2 separate regions of the Homo sapiens genome follow, and region 2 is linked to region 1. A link is a loop called in an ENCODE intact Hi-C map of the cell type or tissue named here. Cell type or tissue: tibial artery. All regions are shown on one strand.

The links. A loop is a pair of places that touch in the nucleus more often than their neighbours do. Peaks named below come from ENCODE experiments on the same cell type or tissue, not always from the same donor. Only the 100,000 strongest peaks of a DNase experiment are listed, where the experiment ranks them.
Region 2: a loop joins it to region 1, with 7 times the contacts of the local background. A loop is called at or near these places in 3 of 110 quality-filtered maps.

The regions. Positions count from the first base shown.
Region 1 is chr12:81,758,159-81,760,658 of GRCh38, forward strand. It overlaps PPFIA2 (PPFI scaffold protein A2), which reads right to left and starts at 1,192. Exons shown (of 33, transcript NM_003625.5): 1 at 1,122-1,192; 2 at 242-349. RefSeq lists an enhancer at 52-990. In tibial artery, no CTCF peak of the experiment used is centred here; DNase peaks (open chromatin) are centred at 303, 873, 1,303 and 1,423; H3K4me3 peaks cover 1,946 bases; H3K27ac peaks cover 2,279 bases.
Region 2 is chr12:81,817,455-81,819,954 of GRCh38, forward strand. No RefSeq gene overlaps it. Among named protein-coding and RNA genes, the nearest start is that of PPFIA2, 59 kb to the left of the region's middle. In tibial artery, no CTCF peak of the experiment used is centred here; no DNase peak of the experiment used is centred here; H3K27ac peaks cover 946 bases.

The DNA of each region.
Region 1 (2,500 bases):
AAGAAGTTGACTTCATCATTTCCACACTAAAATTGTTCATCCTGCCCAACAGGACACAGCCAAGTAGGCAGGAGGTAGAGAGATAGGAGATGGAGAGGATGAGGTGAAAGCAAAAGGCACCTAACGGTAATCAACAAGGAGGAATTTGCATCTCATCTTCCCTGGGGGCGGGGTGGGGCCGGGGAGGTGGTCAAAAAATACAGCGAAAGGAGACAGTAAAACTCAAAGACAGCTTCTGTACCTAATGTCTGTGATTTCGGGTCCTTGCTTCTTCAATTGATCAATGACAACCGCAGTCTCCGGCTTGAGGAGAAGGGAGGCTCACACCCAGCACTCCTGGACCATTTCCCTAGCAACGGGAGGAGAAAGGCAGCTCAGACACACGCGTGCCCCGGCGCCCTCCCGGAACGTGCCCCGGCCCGGTGGCGTGGCAGGAGCTCGGCATCTTCCCGTGGCTCCGTCAGCAGCCAAAAGGAGAAGCGTCCATCGGAAAAATGGCATATTACAAATTTTGCTTTGGGAAGCAAAGCTCGGTTCAGACCATTGTCAAAGGAGGAGAGGGGGAGGCGGCTCTTAAAGCAGCCGCGGCCCCTTTGCCAGAACAGCCGCAGCTCCCCGCGTGCAGCTGGAGCCCCGGGGCGGAGACCGGAGACCGGGGACTGGGTTTGACTTTCAGAAACTTAACCACGCGGCGCCGCTCCCCCTCCGCGCCCGGGCCACCCGGGGTGTGTGGGGCGTCCCTCCAAAAGAAAGCTTGGAGAAAAGGCGTGAGAAGTATCTGGGAGAGAAGTTCTCCACCCAGTCTCCCCTCCTGGAGCCCCTCTGGAGTTTAAGGCTAACCCTGGGAGTTAGAAACCTAAAGGAAAACGAGTCCCTAGGGATGCAAAAAGCAGGACAGGTCTCCTCCTGGCCCCCAGCCTGTTTCCGCGCGCTCCCGTGTCTCGTTTCACTTAAAGGAGGCGCTTTTTCTCTGGAAAGGCAAACATCACCCCACGCCGTCCCCCGGCCCCCCTTCCCTCCCCCCCGCCGCCCCCCCGCCGCCACAGCACACACACCCATTTTTCTCCTCCCGGCCTTTCTGCAAGCCTCTTTGCTTGCTTCAATTGGCCGGAAGAACCAACCTGCTGGCAGCCGGTGAGGACGCTACAGCATCTTCTCTCCTCACTTGCCTCGTGCGGTGGCTGCTACTCCTCCTCCTCCGTCTCCTCCCCTCCTCCTCCTTGGCAGCCACCACCTCCTCTTCCTCTGGAACAAGGGCTTCCCCTGGAAGCTGCTGCAGTGGTTTCCACCGGCCCTTAAATAAATTCTGAAGTAATCACGTCTTTGCTCTCCTCCTCACGCACACGCGCCCGCGGATACACTCGTCTCCCCCAGAGCCGCTCCCGGGCTGCCGAGGCTCGCTCTGCTCCCAGTGCCCCCTGCGAAGGCGAGGGCCAGGGATGGGCAAAGTGGGAAGGGGGCACACGCTTCCCCGCCTGGGCTTCTTTCACACAATGGGCTCTACAGCCTTCGCTTGTGTCAGCCTGCGCTGGTGGGGATGGGAACGGACTTGGGCACCTTTTGGCTCCCCGGTCTTCTGTGCTTGTCATTTCTTTAAGCAGCTTTCTTCCCACTGGGCCAGGGCATGGTAGTCATGGTTGTAGGGACCTGAGCCAATCTAGGGTGTGGCGGCATCTGTCATTTCTCATTACCTCTTCAGTTCTTCTTCATTCATATTGTTTTGGTAATGGGAATTGTATGTTAAGTATTCCCTGCCCGAGTAAATTTTAGCTTTGAGCAGAGTCTGGTCTCTCCATCGCGCTCCAGTCCCCCTTATATCTCCACCTCCCTTTACCTACCCTCTTTTCTTTCCGTTGCTGCTGTCCATTCATACAGACTGAGGAAGCAGGAGACAAAATCAGTACCTACTCTGAGCAGAAAGGGAACGTTTCTGTGAGGGAGAGTCACGAATCCTGCTGGGTTTGGTGAAAATGAAGAGGACATGCATGAAGGAATTGGAGGATTAAACACTGAATATATTTTGGGGGTTACTGAAAATATTCTGAGTGTGCTACACGAAAGCCAAAAGACGTGTTTTACTTTTGTGTAACGCCAAGAGTCCAAAGTTAACAAAGAACTAGTATGTAAATAACTGTTCACTTAAAATTAACTACAATATCCAAGAAACAATCTTTGTTTCTGAGGGAAGTATTTAATTCAGTTAGCGACTTTACAATGGAAAGTGGGGTAAAGCTCATGTATTTACCCAACTTCTATTCTAGACTGTTATTTAAATTTTACAACACAACACAATCCTATAAGAAGTATAAAAATAATACGAAAATTCATTAGATGTCAACTGGAGCACTATTTCTCAGACATAATGTGCATACAGATCATCCATGGATCTTGTTAAGTTGTAGATACTGATTCACCAGGAATGGGGTGAAACCTGAAATTCTACCCTTCTAATGACTCCCAGATGGTACTACACTTGAGGAGGAAGGGTCTAGACCACCCA
Region 2 (2,500 bases), 59 kb after region 1:
ATTTTTGCAATCCATTCATCTGACAAAGGTCTAATGTCCAGCATCTACAAGGAACTTAAGCAAATTTACAAGAAAAAAATGACCCCATTAAAAGTGGGCAAAAAATATGAACAGATACTTCTCCAAAGAAGACATATATGTGGCCAAAAAACATATGAAAAAAAGCTCAACATCACTGATCATTAGAGAAAATGCAAGTCAAAACCACAATGAGAGGCTGGTCACAGTGGCTCATTCCTGTAATCCCAGCAATTTAGGAGGCCGAGGCGGGAGGATCACTTGAGGTCGGGAGTTCAAGACCAGTCTGGCCAACATGGCAGAACCTCATCTCTACTAAAAAAAACTACTAAAAAAAAACAAAAAACAAAAAAATTAGCCAGGCATGTTGGAGGGCACCTGTTATCCCAGCTATTCAGGAGGCTGGGGCAGGAGAATTGCTTGAACCTGGGAGGCAGAGGTTGCAGTAAGCCAAGATCGTGTCATTGCAGTCCAGCCTGGGCAACAAGAACGAAAGTCCGTCTCAAAAAAAAAAAAAAAGAGATACCATCTCACACCGGTCAGAATGTTTATTAATAAAAGGTCAAAATATCAGATGCTGGCAAGGTTGTGGAGATAAAGGGACGCTTTTACACTGTTGGTGGAAGTGTAAATGAGTTCAACCATTGTGGAAGACTGTTGTGATTTCTCAAAGACCTAGAGGCAAAAATACCATTTGTTCCAGCAATCTCATTACTGGGTTTATACTCAAAGGAATATAAATCATTCTATTATAAAGATACATACATGGGTATGTTCATTGCAGTACTATTCACAATAGCAAAGACACAGAATTAACCTAAATGCCCATCAATGATAGACTGGCTAAAATAATGTGGTACGTATACGACATGAAATAGATGCAGCCATAAAAAGGAACAAGATCATGTACTTTGCAGGAACATGGATGGAGCCGGAAGTCATTATCCTCAGCAAACTAACATAGGAACAGAAAACCAAATACCACATGTTCTCACTTATAGGTGGGAGCTGAATCATGAGAACACATGGACAGATGAGGGTGGGGAACAACACACTCTGGGGCCTGTTGGAATATGGGGGCATGGGAGGTGGGAGGACGGAAGGCACCAGGAAGAATAGCTAGTGCATGCTGGGCTCAATACCTAGGTCATGGGATGATCTATGCAGCAAACCACCATGATGCACATTTACCTATGTAACAAGCCTGTACATTCAGCACAGGTACTCATGAACTTAAAATAACTGTTGGATATGAAAGAAAAGAAGAGAGAGATAAAGAAGAGAAAGGAGGAAAAGAAAAGAAAGGAAATGAAAAGAAAAAAAGAAAAGAAAAGGGAAAAGAAAAGGAGAACCTTCTACAGGAATGAGAATGAAGTTCAAAAATACATCAAATCTAACCCAAACTAAACATAGTTCTAATTCAACTCCTCCTTTTCTGTAACTCCTAGCCACTATCCTTTCACACAAGCTATATTGGAAGTATTGCTGGAGTAGAAAAATACAGTGTTCTTAACTTATTGCATTAAAATATATTATAATTTGTGTCATCTAGATTTTTTTCATCAGTGTTTTGTAGTTCTTTTTGTAGAGATCATTCACCTCATTGGTGTATATTCACACTCCTAGGGGTATGTTTGTAGCTATTATAAATGGGAATGAGTTCTTCATTTGGTTCTCAGTTTGATCATTATTGATGTATAGAAATGCTACTGAGTTTAGGCCGGGCGCGGTGGCTCACTTCTGTAATCCCAGCACTTTGGGAGGCCGAGGCGGGCAGATCACGAGGTCAGGAGATCGAGATCAACCTGGCTAACATGGTGAAATTCTGTCTCTACTGAAAATACAAAAAATTAGCCGGGCAGTTGGCGGGTGGCTGTAGTCCCAGCTACACAGGAGGCTGAGGCAGGAAAATATCCTGAACCTGGGAGGCGGAGCTTGCAGTGAGCGAGTGCCACTGCGCTCCAGCCTGGGTGACAGAGCAAGACTCCTTCTCAAAAAAGAAAAAAAAGAAAAGAAAAAAAAGAAATGCTACTGAGTTTATTCATGGACTTTGTATCCTGAAAGTTTACTGAAGTCATTTATCAAACCTGGGAGTGTTTTGGAGGCATCTTTAGGGTTTCTTTGATAGGAGGCCATATGTTAAATGAACAGATCTCATTTGACTTCCTCTTTTCCAATTTGGATCCCTTTCATTTCTTTCTCTTGCCTGATTGCTCTCGCTGGGATTTCCAGTACTAGGTTGAATAGGAGTATTGAAAGTGAGCACCTTGTGTTGTTCCAGTTCTTGGGGAAATGCTTTCAACTCTTCTCCATTCAATATGATGTTTGCTGTGATTTCAGATTATGTTACAAGGCTATAGTAACCCAAACACCATGGTACTGGTATAAATGTAGACACTTAGATCAATGAATCAGAATGCAGAACCCAGAAATAATGCCACAACTTCAACAAAGTTGACAAAGATATACACTGGGGAAAGGA